Regions from separate parts of the Homo sapiens genome. Here all the other regions are linked to region 1. The links are chromatin contacts, found by Hi-C or POLR2A ChIA-PET in ENCODE. All regions are on one chromosome and are shown on one strand. Each heading gives the region's core, a stretch centred on a gene start or an enhancer-like site at or near the end of the contact. The rest is flanking DNA. Distances are from core to core; before and after follow the strand shown.

Evidence for each region. A loop is a pair of places that touch in the nucleus more often than their neighbours do. ChIA-PET counts read pairs that join two places held with the same protein, here RNA polymerase II (POLR2A). Pooled maps may share reads with other maps.
Region 2: a pooled map shows a loop between it and region 1 (7-fold over the local background). The contact joins the promoter of E2F2 here to the promoter of SRRM1 in region 1. A Hi-C loop is called at or near these places in 1 of 37 single-sample maps with no recorded cell type and 5 of 50 pooled maps. POLR2A ChIA-PET finds 5 or more read pairs at or near these places in 1 of 52 experiments (WTC11).
Region 3: a loop to region 1 is called in a map of CD14-positive monocyte, with 10 times the contacts of the local background. The contact joins the promoter of PAFAH2 here to the promoter of SRRM1 in region 1. A Hi-C loop is called at or near these places in 2 of 168 maps with a recorded cell type or tissue (CD14-positive monocyte and gastrocnemius medialis) and 11 of 50 pooled maps.

The regions. Positions count from the first base shown.
Region 1 is chr1:24,641,603-24,644,813 of GRCh38, forward strand. SRRM1 (serine and arginine repetitive matrix 1) reads left to right here and starts at 1,700. Exons shown (of 17, transcript NM_005839.4): 1 at 1,700-1,745. The coding sequence starts at 1,725. RefSeq lists an enhancer at 1,272-1,371 and silencers at 1,442-1,761, 2,022-2,081.
Region 2 is chr1:23,529,784-23,532,844 of GRCh38, forward strand. It overlaps E2F2 (E2F transcription factor 2), which reads right to left and starts at 1,450. Exons shown (of 7, transcript NM_004091.4): 1 at 759-1,450. The coding sequence starts at 1,010. RefSeq lists silencers at 856-1,004, 1,542-1,681.
Region 3 is chr1:25,996,518-25,999,505 of GRCh38, forward strand. It overlaps PAFAH2 (platelet activating factor acetylhydrolase 2), which reads right to left and starts at 1,546. Exons shown (of 11, transcript NM_000437.4): 1 at 1,508-1,546. RefSeq lists enhancers at 1,292-1,371, 1,542-1,631, 1,642-1,691.

The sequences.
Region 1 (3,211 bases), core at 450-2,949:
AGGGTTTCTTGATGGTTTGAAAGCCGAGGTAAAGGAAAGGAGTCAAGAGTAACACACGCTTGCGTCCTACACCAAAGGAAAGCCACTGCGGTCAGCGGGAGCCAGGGAAGACCCTGGGAAGGGCAGGTGGTTTGTGGTTTTGGTGGATGGAGGGCGAAGGAATCAGGATTTCAACTTGGGGCACGTGGGACGGTCAAGAGAGAAGTCTGAGCTGGAGATGCAGGGATGTCTCCAGCACACAGCTAGTGTCTCCAGCCACGAGAGCAAACACACACATACTTTCAGGTGGGCTAAGTGCCATGGAAAAAAAGAGAAAAGGGAGGCGAGAGTGTGTGTGGGGGCGGGAACGATGCAAAAGATGGCCGGAGGAGGCCTTTCTGAGAAAGGGACGCCGGCTTTCCCTCCGAGAAAGGGAAGCGAGAAGGGCGAGAAGCGCTTGCGAAAAAGCTGGCAGAGTGGGGCCGGGCGCGGTGGCTCAGGCCTGAAGTCCCTGCACTTTGGGAGGCCAGGAGTTCGAGACCAGCAACAGAGCGAGACCCCCATCTCTGCTTTATTAGATAAAAATAACTTTTTTTTTTGAGACAGTCTCGCTCTGTCACCCAGGCTGGAGTGCAGTGGCGTGATCTCGGCTCACTGCAAGCTCCACCTCCCGGGTTAATGCCATTCTCCTGCCTCAGCCTCCCGAGTAGCTGGGACTACAGACGCCCGCCACCACGCCCAGCTAATTTTTTGTATTTTTAGTAGAGACGGGGTTTCACCGTGTTAGCCAGGATGGTCTCGATCTCCTGACCTCGTGATCCGCCCGCCTCGGCCTCCCAAAGTGCTGGGATTACAGGCGTGAGCCACCGCGCCCGGCCAATAATTTTCAAAATAAGAAAATCTAGCAGTGCGCATCCAACCCAAGGCCCTCGCAGCCAGAGCAGAGGCACCAGGGCGGCCAGGCGAGGCGCTGCGAGGAAGCTGGTGCTTCTCGGAGTCCGAGACCCGGGCTGGGGAGAGCCCGAGGCAGAGCCCGAGGACCACGGCTCTCTGGCGGGCGTCCTGCCCAGCGGCGTGATTACCGGGCCGCCGAAACCGAAACCCATCTACTGGACACTTCCAGCTTCCTCCAAAGGCTGAGCAAGCTGAGCTACAAGGCAGATTTCATGTCTGCTGCCAGGCTCGACCGCTTTACAGACAATCCTCTCTCGTCTGGTAAACGCGTAAAACCTACACAATCACAACTTTCACAACGAGAGGGAAGCCGCAGGCCTCTCGTCGGCGCACGGGCCGCCTCGCCCGCGTCACTCTGAGGTAACAGCCTTTCTCTTCAATCGCTTCATGGAACTCCAGGACGCCAAGCCTCTTCCACTACGGGTCGAAGGATGGGTCACGTCACATTGCGCGAACAAGGATGGTCACGCGCCACAAAAGGACTTGCAGGGCGGGGCGACTCGACGGCCTTCCCTTTTGCTCCCATTGGCTGCGGTCGTCAGGTTCGCCTCCTCCACTACCTACCGGGGAGTTTAGGGCCTGACAGAAGCCCGCCCCCGCTGGCGCTCGTGCGCACGCGTGGCGGGCTCTCGGCGCACTGAGCAGGCGCGGCCTCGTGTCGGCCGGAGGGGGCGGGCGCAACGACGCGCGCTGCGTCCCGGCGCTCGGCTTTCCCTCCGCCGGTCCCGCCCTCCGTCGCGGCGGCGCGGTGTACCCTGGGATAGGGAGCGATCTCCGAGCGAGGCGGCAAGATGGACGCGGGATTTTTCCGCGTAAGTAGAAGCGCCGGGCGCCGGGGTGAGGCCAGGGACTTCTCGGTAAGGCCTGGTAGGAGACCTTAGCTTGGCACAGGGTGGCCAGCGAGGGGAGCTTCGGAGATCTTAAGGATTCCTCCTAGAGCCGGCGCACCCCCCCCCCCCCCGTGCGCTGCGGCGGAGACCGGTGCGCCCCTGCGCAGTCTCCTCCTCCGGAATGGTCCCCCCTACGCGGCGGCGACGGTGGCCGGAAAATGGCGGCGGGAATGGGCCGGGATGGTACCTCGCTGCCCGCCTGCCTGGCGGGGCCTGCAGGCCGAGCGCCGTGCGTGCCGCCGGGTCCTGGGGCCTAGCGGAGCCGGAGGAGGAAGTCCCGAGTGGGAGGCCAAAGGAAAGCCCTAAGGTCACTGGTGGCGGCAGGGCAGGGAGAATATGGTTTGGGGGTACATCTTGGGAGAGCACCTTAGGGGAGGGAGAACAGGAAGAAGCATTCAGCGGCTTTTTTTGAAAAAGCGCCCTCCCCGCCCCCCAACGTCCTCCCTCCAGGTCCTAAGCCTTCGTGGAGGCGCCAGGTCAGGGTTCGCGGGAGCTCCCGCCCAATTTGATATCCCTTCAGGGAGGGGGACGTAGATAACTTGTTGGGACAATGTGAATTTAAGGTTCTGTGAGGGTAGAGGGTGCAACGAAAACTATGCGCGGGTATGGAGGCAGGTTGTGGAGTGATTCAATTCCTTCCCGCCCTCCACATCCCTCACCACCCGCCACCATCGTGTTTTACTCTTGGAGTCCGCTGGTGAAAGGTAACTCTTACCTAGGCTCTGCCAGCGTCGTCTGCCCATCGCCTGCAGGCAGGGAAGTTACTCCGTCGTAGTTGGTTCTCGGGGCCCACACTTTATCAGGCTCGTGCTGGAGCCTGTGTGTCCCATAGTCCCCTCCTGTAGGAAATTAGTACTAGATCAAGATCTAGAAGGGACACAGGACTAGAGTTGAGCACCATTGGTCTCTCAGGGCTTGCAAACTGTTAATGCAGAATGAAGTCGTATAGAAACTAGTTGATCTAAGCCAATATATCCGTTTTCTGAAATACACGTTAGCTCTTCTCTTTAGAGCATGTAATTTGCAGTTTGTGTGTTTTCAAAGGAAAAATTGGAAGGGAGGAGGGCCAGAACTTTAGTAAAAATATCTTTGGACACTCCGAATTGGACATTGAAATCCTTCTTTAATTGGCTTTAAATATGCCAACGAGTTTTTCGTCATGTTAGAATGTTATCCCCCAAGTATTTTACCTAAGAACAACCAGCTGTTCTTAGGCAAACAGTAAGATACTTATTTTGGAATGATAGTTTCAGATTAGCGTATCGAATTTGCAAACTGCTTATGAACTGTCCATTTTGTAATTTCCATCAAAGTGTTTTGTAGTAAATATTCAATATTTTCTGCAGTGCAAGTAGTATTTTGAAACAAGTGAAAGCCTTTTCTGACTT
Region 2 (3,061 bases), core at 200-2,699, 1.1 Mb before region 1:
CCACCCCCCACCCTAAAGTTGTTTTGATTCACACGGGCTCCAGGAATTCCACTCCCACAAAACACACCCTGAGCCCAGGTCAGCAGGCAGCCTGGTGCCACTACACTTTGGGCCCTCTCTGGCAACGAGCCTGGGAGCTTGAGGAGAGAGCAGCCAATCTGAACAGAACCCAAGGGGGCTGCCCACATTTGTATCTGCTACATGGCTGTCTGGGAGGGAAGACTGGGCCTGGGGGAGGACCTAGGGCAGATACTTGGGGCTATCTCAGGAGCTGGCTGGACAATTTGGAGTCTGTCCATGGCAGATTGGATGTGAGAGACCCACTAGACCTATCCCTCTGTCTTACCAAAGTCCCACAGTGTCCCCAGGCCATACTCTTTGCCTGGACAATAGCAGGCACCCAGTACTGGTTTCTGGCCAAACAATGAAGTAATGAATGAATGGCGGCAACGCTGGCTGCATGGACTTCCCCAAGGTCACACAGTGCACTGGGAGTAGTGAGTTGGGTCTCCCTCCAGACTCGCAATCCAGTGCTCATTCCACTCCACTAGAATGGATGAGATTATTTCATCCAAAGTCTGAAAATGAAGGGGTCTTCTACTCAGATATTGGGGGCACTGGGTCCTGGAAACTGAAAGCTCATCTTCCCTCTTCCCAAAACTCTACCTGCTCCACTCAAACTGGATCTCAGGCACCCCTCCCTCCTTTCCCACACCTGGAAAAGCATAGGGGGAAGCGGTGGGGGCCCCCAGCATTACCGGCAGCCGGCCTGCCGGCAGGCATCGCACAACTTGGCCCTCGGGTCCGTGGGGAGTGGCGTCGAGGCAGGTGCCTGGCGCCGCTGCGGGAGGCGCCGTCTGCGGGTACAGCGGTGTGTAGTAGGTAGCAGTAGCTGGGCAGAGCTGGGGGCTGCTGAGGCCGGATGGCCACAGCTCTGTGGGGCTCATCGCGGGCACCACCTTCGGGGTCTGCCCAGCGGCCGAAGCCAAGGCCCGGGGCCCTTGCAGCATAGCGAGTAAGGCGCCCCCTACCCAAAAGGGCTTGGCGCGCCCGCGGACACCTGCGGGTTCCGGTGCTGCCGCCTTTCACACGGCCCGCGGCATGGCGCGGAGGCCGGGGGAAGCCGCCAATGGACGCCTGCGGGGCAAGGCCGGACCCTCCCCTCCTGGCCCGCGGCCGAGCAGAGAGCAGCGCTTAGAGATCGCCGCTTGGAGATCGCCCGGCGGCTGCGGTGGTGGCACTGCCAGGGGCTGTCTCGTCCCGAGGGCACCGCGACCCGGGACGCCCCGCGCTCCCCAAGGCCTCGGCACCTGGGGTCCGGCCGGCTCTGGGGAGGGGTCCCCGGCGTGCCCTCAAGCTCGGCGGAGACGCGATGCGCTGGGATGGGGAGGGGGGTCTCGACTGCACCGACTTCCTTGCGGCTCGCTCTCTAGTCCTTGAGTCTTTCTCTGCCTCTTTTTTTTCTTCTTTTTTTTTTTTTTTTAGCGCCAAACGTCGTGCCGCGAAATTCGGATCTCCCGCGGAAAATGCCGCGCTCCGGTTGGCTGCTGCGACAGTACAGGCTCCACCCCCCCCCCCCCCCCCGGAAAGAACGCGTCCTCGAGGCGGCGATTGCAACACTAGCTTCGCTGCTTAAAGGGGCAGCCACACCTGCTGTTGGTGCCGCCAGCCGCCGGCCGCGCTAGTTAGCAGCCGGCGAGACGGAGACAGAGGGTGGTTCCGGGATTCACAGTGCAGAGGCGGCCAGAGCAGTGCACAGCGCCCCGAGAAATGGGCCCGGATTCCCTGGGATTGAAGGGAAACATTTTGGCGCGGGGTCCCAGCCTGAGCCCAGACCCAGCAGTGTATTCCCCAGGCCACAGGCCCTTTTGTTAGTTTGCATTGTTGCTTAGCTAGCACATGTGCATTCATATCCCCTTTCCTGCTAAAATGAAGGCCAGGAACCTGTTCCCTTTAATGGCAGAGGGGTGAGGGACGGAGGCAAACTAGTCTACTTCTTTGTAGGGAAAACTAACATCTATTCAGCGCCTACAGGATGCCAGGCACCATGCTAGATCCTTACAAGCGTTGTTTTAGTTAATTTATTCCAACAATCCTGGGAAGAGGAATGATGATCCCCATGATAAAGACTGACAGTCTGAAAGGCTGGGTAACTTGCCCAAGGTCATACAGAGAGATTCCCTGATTTGAGAGCTGGCAACAGAATCTGGGACAGGTCCCAGCTCTGGAGCCCTTGTTTTTCCAGTTAAGGGGTTCTTCTACTCTCCCAAGCTGCCTGGGGGCACAGCAGGGTCAGAGTCCCACTGCAGAGCTTTGTCTTGTTCACAGTTGTATTATTAGGACCCAATACTCAGTAAATGTTTGAACATCTCTAGGTTTCTTTTAAACAATCCTTTTGTCACAAGAGCCTCTCTGCCTCATTCAAAAACCTTCATTGCTGATAATACATTCCTCATCACTCCGGTTTAGAGAGGCTCAGAGAAGCAAACTTGGGTAGTGAGTGGTAAAAAGTTGCTAGAAGCTGCTGCTAGATTTCAGGTCTGATTTCTTGCCTGGTGCTGTGTGATTTTTATGCAAGTCTGAGCCTTGGCATTCAAAGCCCTCCAGAGACAGTCCACAGCTTAATTCCTCATTAGATGGTTGAGGCCAAGGTGGCAATAACCCATGATGATTAAGAGCCCAGGCTTTGTAGCCAACAGCCCCGAATTCAAACCCAGGCCCAGACACTTTATTATTCATTGTGTGACCAAGGCAAATTTTGTAAATTCTCTGATCCTTGATCCTTGATTTTCTCCTCCTAATAGCACTTACCTCATATGATCATGAGGAAATCTCATGAGATAATGCATATAAAGCTTTCATCACAGAACCTGGATCATAAGGAGCCTCAAGAATTGGCAGCTGTTGTTATATCTCTGACTTTTTTTTTTTAGACAGAGTCTCACTCTGTCACCAGGTTGGAGTGCAGCGGTGCAATTCTCCTGCCTCAGGTTCAAGTGAGTCTCCTGCCTCAGCCTCCCGAGTAGCTGGGATTACAGGCGCCAGCCACCATGCCTGGCTA
Region 3 (2,988 bases), core at 296-2,795, 1.4 Mb after region 1:
TGTAGTCCCAGCTACTTGGGAGGCTGAAGCAGGAGAATGGCGTGAACCCGGGAGGCGGAGCTTGCAGTGAGCCGAGATCGCGCTACTGCACTCTAGCCTGGGCGACAGAGCGAGACTCCATCTCAAAAAAAAAGAAATAGTAACTACTCACGAGATTGTTGATGAGGATTAAATAATGCATGTAAAGCACTCGATGGATAGAAGGTACTATAACCATAGGAGGCAACTATAATTATTTTAACTACATGCCTCTCAAGTTCCTTATACGTAAAATGGATACTTCGTAAGTGAAAATATTGCCTAGGGCCTGGTGCATTTTCAGTGCTTATAAAATGTTAGGAACTAATTAACAATGCTATGTCTCTCTTTCCTAGCCAAGGTCTCTCATTTTTCCTGGATTAAGCCCTTTGGCAAAACAGATTCTTTCCCAGCAGCCTTTTCAGGCCTCAGACACCCCTACCAAAGCCAGTGTCTACTGAACAGGCCCAGAGGAGCCCAGAGGGAATGGATGGGGCTTAGGTTGCAGCTGTCCTCTCCTGCTGGGACCCTGTTTCTGGTGAGCAGAGGACTGCTGCTCTGCCAGCTGTGTGACACTTTCATCACTGGCTATTTCAAGATACAGTCCAAGATAAGCACTTCTCTTGTGCTTCCTTTCAGACAAAGCTCTCTGAAGACTAAAAGCTCATTGGCCTGACCTTTGGTCTCTGGAGGAAGTGAGGAAATATCATCCAGCTCGTAGACAATGAAGACACCAAGCACTCGAGGGATGAGATTGAGCAACAAGGTGGCAGAGCTAGAGAAGAGGCCTGATAAGAGTGTTCCAGAGCATTAATAATTGTGATAAAAATAATCTCTGTCTCTTGTGAAGGTCTTACAGTTTACAAGGCATCTTCACACATACTAGCTTGTTGGCTCCTCAACACTCCTCACCTGAGACTGATGGAGCAACAGTCATCTCCGTTTTAGAGAGGAAGAAACTGAGTCCCAGAGTTGTATGATTTGCCCAAGGTCACAGAGGGTGAGAGGCAGAGCTGGCCTAGAACCGGGTCTGCTGACTTCGAGTCCAGGGTAATCGCGGATCGGAAAGAAGGAATGGGGACCCTTCTTCCACCGCCATGAAAAACAGAAAACTGAGAGTAAGAGTAAAGTACACAAAGGGTGGAGGAGCATAAAGAAGCCCGGGGTTCAGGGATGTGAGGCTGCAGGGTGAAGGTAGGGCCGAGGAATCAGGGTAGGGCTGTGGGGTCCAAGGTGGGGCTGCGGGGGCTGGGTCCTGGGACGGGAGCTCAGTGGGGATTCCAGGGGCACTGGCCGTTAAAAGTGCGAGGCGACCGTGGGAGGGTCAAGGGAGCGGGTGGCTACAGGTGTCTGAATAGGAAACGTAAAGGACGAAGATTAATGTGCAATTCCTATGACTGAGAGACGCCGAGGCCCCAAACCGGGCCAGAATACAAAAGTCTGCAGGAAGCTCAATTGAGATATAGGTGTTTTCTCCAATCAAACTTACCCAGTCAAGCTGATTCCTCAGAAGCAGCCCCAGACGTTTAACTCGACGGAAATGAGAAACGACCCATGAACCCGTGGCCCTTTGGTCGTCGTAGTTTCCAAGGCTCAAAATGGACGCTTGGAAGCACTTCTCGTTCCTCAATCTAGAACTACAATTCCCGATGTACAGTGCGCGAGATTGCGCATTACAACTCTAAAACTACACCTCCCAGAGTTCTACGCGACCGTCCAGCCCCGCGTGGTCGTGCGAAACCGCCCAAGGCCTGGGATGCGGTGTGATTCCTCCCCCTGGTGGCCTGAAGAGGTGCCGCCGCGATTTCTGCTCTCGAGCGGAGGGTTTTGCCTTAGTCCCGTGCGTAACCCTCCGCCTCACCCTCCTCAAATAGTCCTCAGGCGTGCCTAGAAATGGTCCCCGCTTCGCTTTATTCTCAAGGAGGTGGGAGGAGGTTGGAGTTTGTTTTGTGTCTTCTGCACACTTTGCTTCCTGTAAGAATAATAGACTGATCATTCAAATTAAGGGGACATTCCCTACCAGCCTGCATCTGTTGACACCTGTGATTTTCCATTGTCCTCAAAAGACTCCCTGGCAGAGAAAGGGGAGGAACCCGAGTAATCTGCTGGGCCGCATCCATCCCACATTACTGTCTAATGCTGGTTCTTAGCGACACTGATGGACAAGATACCGCTCCTAGCCTCAACAGAATCACAGTCTAGCAGAGAATTCAGACAAATGAATAATGACAGCACAGAGCCGTGATCTCATGGGGAGACACAGCAAGCGTGGGAGCCTTGAAAAGGGGCCTCTGGCCAGGCTTGGGGGAAAAGGGCGGTGTCCGCAAGGCTTTTTAGAGGGAGTGATGTTTGTTAACATTGAGACCCGATATAAGGAAAGAACGTAGCCAGGAGTACAGAGACTGTGAAGGACGTTTCAGAGTATGGCATTAAGTTCAGTGCTGGCTGCAGCTAAGTGTGAGGGATGGAAGGAGAGTATTCTCGGGGGAGTGGGCGTTAGGCAGAGCCCATCCTCAGGAGTTCTGTAAACTTCTATAGGAAATTTGGATCGTTCAGGCAGCTCAAAAACGTTCAACGGCCCTCTACTACCTATGAAGTGAAGTCCCAACTGCTTAGCCTGACATTCAAGGTCTTCTCCAACCTGCACTCCCCCACGCCCCACCCCCCACCCTTCAGCGCCCCTCCTCTGGGAGCTTTGTTCATGCCTCCAAAGTTTCCGCCGACATCTGTGTGTGCCTCGCACATGTGAGTCGACTCACACTGCCTTGGGTATCTCCTGTATTAGAGGTCTTAACTCTTGACACATTGTGAGCTCTTTGAGGTCAGGTACTGAGTCCTGCAGTCGCCCCCTCCACCCTACTCTTGCAGCCCACATCCCCCCGAAACACCAGGGTCCAGAGTCCCTGCTTTAGGCTCTCCTCTCCTGCCGACACACTGTTGTCACCCCCATCCTTCCAGGAGCCAAGATAA